2 separate regions of the Homo sapiens genome follow, and region 1 is linked to region 2. A link is a loop called in an ENCODE intact Hi-C map of the cell type or tissue named here. Cell type or tissue: GM12878. All regions are shown on one strand. Links, peaks and the distances in the headings refer to the core of each region. The heading gives the core; the rest is flanking DNA. Region 1 overlaps DLG2 (discs large MAGUK scaffold protein 2). Region 2 overlaps DLG2 (discs large MAGUK scaffold protein 2).

Region 1 (4,407 bases), core at 301-4,300, 320 kb after region 2:
ACTGTTACCAAAGGCTGGGGTTGACGCCTAAGCTTTCCCATCTCTCTGCAGAAGCAGAGAGGATAGTTAAGCGTACATGATCTGGAGGTCAACTTTCCAGATTAGAATCCTAACTTCAACGCTTTTTAAATGTCTGATCTTGACCAGATTACTCTACACTTTGGGCCTCAGTTTCCTCATATGTAAAGTGGGTTTGATAATGATGTTTATGTCATATAATTGTTGTGGGAGATTAAATGAGTTGATTCATGCATCCAGCATAAAATAAGTACCAAATAATAATTGTTACCTATTATCTGTCTTCTTTACATGTACATATTTCTATTTCTGTGTAAATAAAAGTATTTGGTGTTTTAGTAAGCTCTGCCCATATCCCAGATTTTATCATCTCACTAATTCACAAGCACCTTTAGGGCCTAACCTCCATTACATTTTCATCATCATAAAAGTATCACATTTGATTCTTACAACAATCCTAGGAGGTCGGGATGGTTATATCCATTTTACAGATATGAAACTGAGATCTAGACTAGTTGGACTGTGCCTGTGATTATGCAATTAGATAGTGTTGGGGGGCCAGGGCTAAAGCTTTGGACTTCTTAGGAATACTCTTCTTTTCTTTTCAAACCATAGAATTTTCACAGACTCAAGTAAGACTTGTCTTAACACTTTTAGGATATTAAAATGACTTCAGAGCAAAGCTCCCTGGGAATCTGTTCTCCCTACTCCCTGCTCTAATCAATGTATCTTCACTGGGTAGCAGCTGCATGTTTTAGTCAGTGTTGCGTAAGTCTCTGTTTCTATCTCTCTCTCCTTCTTTACCTCTTCCTCCCTCCATCTCTCCTTTCTTCTCTCTTCCTTACTTCTACCTCTCTCCTTCTCTCCCTCCATATTTTTCTCTCTCTTAGACACACACACACACACACACACACACACACACACACACAAATACTTTATTCGTCTATTTCATATAGAAGGAGAAGGTGTCATTAATAATGACTTTGAGGTTTCCAACATCTGTAATGAGACAACTGTGATCAGGTGAGAGCCAATAGGTGAACTTGGATTACTAGTGCATGGAAAGGTCATGCATTAAATGAAAAAGCAAAGAAATGGAGTTTGGATTAAAAAAATAGTATGGAAACGGGAGAGAGCAGTCCTTGATTCTAGTAAAGCTTGTAGGCAGTGGAACAATAATAATTAATTAAAAATATTTCTGAGGGAAGGTAGATGAGTCTGGGTAGCTATTCACTTCACTAAATTGATATCATATGATATTAAATAATTAACAATCCATTAATTATTTACAATGTACATTTGGAAAATTTAGTTAATATCACCAAGCTTTAGTTTTCTCTCTCATAAATTGTGAATAATAATTAATAATAATATTAATCTCCTAGGATTATTGTCAGGATTAAATGAATACTTACACTTAAATATTTCTTAGAGTATAAGAAAGTACTAAAGATTAATAAATAAATGTTAGCTATTGTCAACAGTATTATTATTTTATTAATGCTATCAGGAAGGGACAAGTATAGAAGGCCTCCAAGATGAGGGTGATAATAGATTTCTATTTGATACTTTAGGCAATAAGAAGCTATGAAGATAGAATACCTATGACTGAAAAGATATTTTGCAGTTATTTGTTAAAATAAGTATTTAGATTCAGGGAGTTCAGTTAGAATTTATTTGAAAGAACCAAGTACTTCTAAGATAGAATAAGATGTGTAACTAAATCTCAGAGTCATTAAAAGCATTGATCTCCAGGGCTCATGAGATCTAGGTCTATTCACCCCCAAATGAAATTGCATAGAGAATGCTAATGTATCAACAGAAAAACCCCTAAATGAAACGAAATAAAACATTTGAAATTATACTATGAAGTCAAGACAGTGATATGTAAACTCTTCCAAAGCACCATAGTCACAGACAATGGATTCCACCAAAATAGGCCTTGCAAACTTTGCTTCATTGAACTATGTTGACATAATTAAAAGTCAGTTAATGTAGGGATCACAAACATTTATAGTGGGGAGAAGCTTTTGTGATATTTACTTTTATAATGAACTGAGACTTAAATATTGCTCATGCACAGAAATATGTTTTGTGAACTTCGCAAGAATTCTTTTTTCATCAGTAATCTCTTCATTAAAAAGTCGAAAAGCAAGGCCCTTAATCATGTCATATTCTTTTGGAGTCCTTTACTCAGCAATAATTTCATTTAAAAACATTTCAGTGAACACTAATTGAACAGAAACTGTCAACTTCCTTTCATAATGAAAGGAAAACTGCCATGATGAAGAGTTTCTAATCATTATATCTAATTAAAAAGTTAATCCTTAAGTTTTTCATGTTTAAGTTCTTTCAAATGTAACAAAAGAATTTCTCTTTCAAAAATGGGAAACAAAGCACAGTCATTAACGAACAATGCTTCTGTGATAAAGCTACAAACTTGGAATTAAAAAATATTGGCCCAAGCTTTTATGAGGAAATTAGGAAAATTACAAGAATCAGCCAAACCTTGGCCTTCATTGACCTATTTTTTTAATACAGAAAAATTTCATTGTAGCACTGACAGTGAGGGATCAAAAAATAATTGGAATTTAAGCCTTTTGAAATACAGAGAGAAAAATGGCCTCTGCATCTCAGCTCATGGGGGAAATGAGACATGACTCACTCTCTCAGTATGAGTAAAGGTAATTCTTTTAGGTCTAGAGATAGAGTTAGAAGCAAGTTCTTCTAAATAAGTGAGGCTTTACCCCAAGATTCTGACTCACAGGAAAACCTTTAAAGCTACAGTCTAACCTCCTGAAGCCTAGTAGAGAAAGAGAGGATTCCTAGGCAAACATGGGAGATGATCCACCCAGGCATGACTGTCTCACTCTGTTCGTAAACAAGGCAGAAGTGGGAGAAATAGTTCTGAAAGACTAAATGCAAACTGCAAGATGATGAGCAGATTGCTTTGACTATCTCTACTTCCAGCCTATGCGTGCAAAGTATTTTAGGATACTGTGTGATGATCAGAGAAAGAAAACTTGTTTGAAAGTACCGTTTTCTGGATGGTCAGGCCCCTCAAAGTAGTAACCAGATCCAGAATATAGTAATGCATTACATAAGGGGCTTGCAGATTTCATTAACAAAGACCAACAAGATCACTCCCAATAACTAAGTTTGCTCATTCTGGTATTACCCAATGTAGCCTCTAGCCTATTATAAAGCAGTCCTCGGTAAAGGCTGAGTATCTATAGCGCTGAAATAATATGATTAGATGTCAACTCAGATCATGGTCTTCACTGAGCAAAGGCAAAAATATTTCTAATGCAATATAACCTTATTTCATTCTATATTATTGCCTCTCAGGGACAGGAGGGACAGAAGATTGAGCAAAAGTTTTTGTAAAATAATTTTTTCACATAGGCGCCTTTTAGATTTCATTGACATCCTCTGCTTTCTGCCTTCACTTTACATGTTTTTCCAGGAGGCATACATGCTATAATGAAAACAAGTGAGAAATGTGAAGTCTTTGCTCTGTTGCTTATGAGGTGTGTATGACCAAAAGAAAGCCTCTTGGTTTTTCTGAGCCTTTATTTGCTCTAATGAGAAACAGGGATAATAATCCCTGTTATCGCAGGGTTCTTCTGAGACTCAAATACAAAACGTGAAAACATTTTTGGAAACACAGAAATGAGTTTTTGTGTGTGAGGGAAAATGATTTAACATTGATTGAATATCCACCAAGTACCAGGTACAGCACTAAATTCTTCATGTACTAGGTCTTTTCATAAAGTAACCCTGTGATATAGGCATTGTACCCATCTAAGAGGTGAGAAAAGGAAGTGGGAGAGATATTGAGTAACATAACTAGGGTCTTAAAGCTTGCTATTTGTAGAGATAGAATTAAATTCAATTTTGTCTGTCTCCAAAGACAGTGATCAGCTCCCAGAAAGTAGAAATTGTTCTTTTGGTAGTACATTGTTTAAAAAAGCAAGGTTTTAATGTGAGTCATCCAAGGTTTGAATTCTAATGCTAAAATCACTCAGTGTTGCTATGAGTAAGTTGCTTAAACTCTCTCTGAAGTTTTATTGTCTCATCTAAAAATGGGGAAGAAAAGTAACTAACCCCTATATTTTTGTGAAGATGTCTAGAAAAAAAATGCACATCTAGCAATTAAAAGTGTTATTTGGCATACATTATACATTCAATACATGTTAGCTACTATTGTTTAAAAATTACTACTTTTTAAATTTGTTAGTAACCAATTCAGTAAATTATCTAGGAATCTCATAACTTTTTATAATTTACTCTGTGTATTCTAAAGATGAGGCAGTTTTTATTACATATGACTGACCATTGACCAAAAACAATTAAAGGCTAGCTAAGTTAGCTTAGATATATAAAAGA
Region 2 (4,407 bases), core at 314-4,313:
TCAGTGTCTGGCATTTGTTTATTCACTGATCAAATGTTTACTGCATACCTGTTATGTGTCAGACTCTGGGCCAGATATTAGAGATATGATAAATAATAAAAATGATAATCAATAATCATAGTAAACACATATAGCCCATATTACATGCCAGGCACTATTTTAAAGTATTTTACATATATTAACACAATCAAACTTTCACGATAACTTATGAGGTAGCTATTATAATTACCTTATTTTACAGATGAGAAAAGTGTGTCTCCAAGAGGTTAAGAAACTTGCCCCAAGTCATTGATCTGGTAAGTGTCAGAGGCAGAATTCAAAGCTAGACAGTTTGGCTCCAGAAACCATGCTGTTAACCACTCAGCTATACTACTTCTTCCAGATAGACAAGGTCCTTGCTTTCATGAAACCCACATTAATAATACACAATTGTTTGTGGAATGAATGGATAGAAGAATAGACTCATGCAGAGAGGGAGAATGTAGAGGAACTTCAGGTATGGAGAACATAGTTGATAATGGCAGCCCTTAATAATACAGAAATAACACGATAATAATAATAACTAACATTTATTTAATACTTGCATGCCATATATTTTAGGAGTCCTATGTCACATATTTTGACATGAATCATATAACTTATCATGAGAAGAGCTCCAGGAAGTAGATACTATTAATCAGGCAAATTTTACAGATGAGAAAAACTGTTTTTTAAAGAGATTAACTTGCAACAAAGAGGTCACACTGCCTCCAATTGTCAAAGCCATCAATTGGATCACAAGCCTCCTTACGAGATGAAAATGAGATTATATTTGTATGTTGATTCATTAAAAGCTAGGGCTCATATCACCTGTTCTTTCTCCCTTTAGGAGAACAGGGTTTCTTTCCGAGTTTACATATAAAAGTAGAATAAATTCCAAAGTATTATAAAAGCTTGAGGAATCATTATATTTCCTGCTTAATCCAGTGGTAATAGTATACTGCATCATCCTAATACACTGACCAGTCAAAAAATAAATAAGTAAAATGGAAAGCAGCTTAACATATCTCACTGATCTCACTGTCTCTTCAAAACCTTCTTATACATTTGATTAATCATTTATTTTAGGGCCATTACCACTTGTGCTTAGATAATGATTTATTTTTTATTCTTTTTATTTTTTTGAGATGGAGTTTTGCTCTTGTTGCCCAGGCTGGAGTGCCATGGCGTGATCTTGGCTCACTGCAACCTCTGCCTCCCGGGTTCAAGCAATTCTCCTGCCTCAGCCTCCCGAGTAGCTGGGATTACAGGCATATGCCACCACTGCCAGCTAATTTTGTATTTTTAGCAGACACAGGGTTTCACCATGTTGGCCAGGCTGGTCTCAAACTCCTGACCTCAGGTGATTCACCCACCTCAGCCTCTCAAAGTGCTGGGATTACAGGCGTGAGCCACCACACCTGGCCGATAATGAATATTTACATGTGATGTTCTATGGTTTAAAATGTATATGAAAGTGGGTGTTTCCTCTAAAAAAAAAAAAGATTGCCTAAGGCAGCTTTTAATACTGTGACTATGGCCCACAAAAACATCTATACTGAGAGAACAGAAGAGAAACAGTATCTGGTGGCATAACACAGGGGGAATGAGAAGTCAATAATAATTAAAAATAAAAACCAAAGGCTAGAAACTAACTGGATTAGATTATAAGTGACAGCAAAGCTCTGTTTCTGACAAGGGCTCATTGTCTCTCTCCTCAGAGTATGGAAACTACACAGCTCATTAGATTATCAGTGAAAGAGAAATGTGGTCAGTGCTTATTAAATTGCACCTTTTGCCATTTTTAAGGTGGGCAGTGAAATGATCCAGAAAATATTACCTTCAACAACATTTTCATAGAGTGACTTTGCTAACAGAGTCTTCAGACCACGAGGAAAATTTTTAGACCATAAAGCAGAAGTTGAGGGAAAGGTAGTGGTGAGAAATGGGGAAAGAGGATACTGGGGAGAATAATAATAGTGGTTTAAAATAGTGGTAGTTCACTCAGTTTCTATTTGGTGACTGAAATATTGAAAAATTTACTTAGATTTCAGTCACAGAACAGGTGGTATTATGATACTGGCAACAGAATGTAGTGATTAAAAGCACATGCTTTTGAGTCACGCATACTGAAGCTTAGACCCTGGTGCTTCCTAGCTGTGTGATTTGGGGAGACTTGTTTAACCTTGTAAGCTTTAGTTTTGACATCTGCAAAACAGGAATGATAGCAGTTACTGCTTCAAAAGGCTATTGATTAAAATGTGTTGGCCTATATAAAGTGACAGGCACAATACAGTTCTTAATGTTAGCTCTTATCACTAATACTATTGTCATCATCTGTAAGCAGGATTTCTTGGTGAAAATTTTCGCTGATCATTTTCTTATAAACATCTGTGAACTGATGAGTTTAATTAGGGTGCTGCTGATGAAGCTTCTGTGTGGTCTTTTTAAAAATTCAGAATAGTACCGGATTTGGACCAAAAAGTGCTCTTTTGTGCTGAAGTCTTCAAAATGTTTTCCACAAAAGTGAGTTTGTTTGGGTTAATTATGTGTGTGCATTATCCTATGAACTCTCAAGATAAAGGGCCTACAGCTGGAGCTGATTGTATGCAATGAGAAGGGACATTACACTGATTGGCTAGTTGCTCTTGTCATTGTTTGTCATTGTCTTTTTTATTCTTTTTTTTCTCATTTGCATCAAATATCTGCCTATAATGGTGAACACTGAGCAACTGGCCTGGTTTCAAGGAAAAAAATCATGTGAATTTGATTGAAGTGCTCTCTGTGGGGTGCACCACACAGACGGGGACATATGTGCAGCCTGGCTGTGTGTTTGCTAATAGGAAAGAGGACTGAGGCCAAGAAAGAGAGGCTGGAGGTGAGATGACTCATTCTCTCAAACAGAAGAGGGAGCACTGAATTTGAACATGATGCAGACAAAGGAAGGCAAACCAGCTGAAGAAAGAGGTGCCAGGAGACTTGCAAGGAGACATGGCAAGTTTTGTGGGAATTCAAATGTGTGTAAGCAAACATAAATGTAATAATACAAAGGTGGGAGGTGTGGGGGCATGAGAATATAATAAAGAGGAATGAGCAATATAGAGATGGCAAGATACTGACCTTTCCATGTTCTTGCAGGAATATCAGTATGGTGGGATGAACTGGGAGGTGATTACAGACATTAAGGTTACCTAAGGCATAGTACAAGGAAATGTGGAACTCTAGAATCATTGGTAAGAAAACTCTAAAGTTAACTTTTAAACAGGAAACAAAGTGGCTGATCATTAGGTTGTAAGATAAATTAAAAAGCAGACCAATCCAATGTAGTAATGCCAATGCTATGAAAATAAATATGCATAAACCAAGGATTAAAATCTCCATAGTACTCTGAAATTAACTATTATAATAAAATGTATTCAAAATAATAACTATTAATAAATAAAAGGCATGTTAGTAATGGTTATCTTTGGATAATAAATATTTTCTTGTTTTTCATCTTTTCAGAAATGAATATGTATGTCATAGAGCAAAATTAACTCTAAATGAGCAAGAACAAAAACTTTAAGAAAGAACAGAAGCTAAGTACAGTGGTGTCATTATGAGACACACACAGCAGCATCTCATGAGTAATGAAAATCGGAATGGGAAAAAAGAAAGTTAATTTCTCAAGGCCAATGAATAGACTTAAATTTACTAGAAATAATATTCATATGTTAAACCTTGCTGTTTCTAGAAACGAAGGCAACTTGATACAGGGAGAATAATTTTGAACATAGAATCAGATCAGATCTGGTTTTAATTCCTAGTTTCACGAATTTAAGTCAGTTAACATATTTACTAAGAATTCATTTTCTTACATGTAAAATGGGAATTATACTTATTTGTAGATTTGTGTTTATGAGAAAAGAATAATACCATGAAGTTGAAAAGACTCTGTATGATATAAAGTAGCATACGAATAGAAATCAAACAGCCATAATCAGACATCATGCTTTGTTGATCCTGCTGCTGTTCAGGGCTCTTTATGTAGAAATTATCAATCCCTATATTGTGAAACACTTATTCCTACAGTGCCTCTTCCCACCTCCAAGAATGATCTTCTCAAGGGCAACTGATTAGATCATATTCATCTCTATTCCCCTAGCTGATGCAATATAAATAGTTGGCACTTAATAAGTGTTGAGGTATTAAGCTAAGTTTTAAAAAAATGATCGCAGAACACCAAAGGAAAAGCAATCAAAATTCCCTATTTTATAGAAAGAATGAAGCATTTGTGTTGCATTCTATTTTACATTTGTGTTGAGTCAGAGAGTAAAGCAATAAGAATGAAGGTCATTCAAGCAACAATACACATTTATTGGATACCCACTCTGTGCCAGGCACAGGATA

What was found. Hi-C counts contacts between places; a loop is a spot of excess contacts. Peaks named below come from ENCODE experiments on the same cell type or tissue, not always from the same donor. Only the 100,000 strongest peaks of a DNase experiment are listed, where the experiment ranks them.
Region 1: a loop joins it to region 2, with 4 times the contacts of the local background. A loop is called at or near these places in 1 of 110 quality-filtered maps.

The regions. Positions count from the first base shown.
Region 1 is chr11:84,286,834-84,291,240 of GRCh38, forward strand. All of the region lies in intron 7 of DLG2 (discs large MAGUK scaffold protein 2), which reads right to left. Among named protein-coding and RNA genes, the nearest start is that of DLG2-AS2, 650 kb to the left of the region's middle. RefSeq lists an enhancer at 2,897-2,956. In GM12878, for the core only: no CTCF peak of the experiment used is centred there; DNase peaks (open chromatin) are centred at 2,416 and 2,718; H3K4me3 peaks cover 259 bases; H3K27ac peaks cover 1,066 bases.
Region 2 is chr11:83,968,428-83,972,834 of GRCh38, forward strand. The region is part of intron 12 of DLG2 (discs large MAGUK scaffold protein 2); the gene reads right to left. Among named protein-coding and RNA genes, the nearest start is that of DLG2-AS2, 330 kb to the left of the region's middle. In GM12878, for the core only: no CTCF peak of the experiment used is centred there; DNase peaks (open chromatin) are centred at 1,864 and 2,804; H3K27ac peaks cover 609 bases.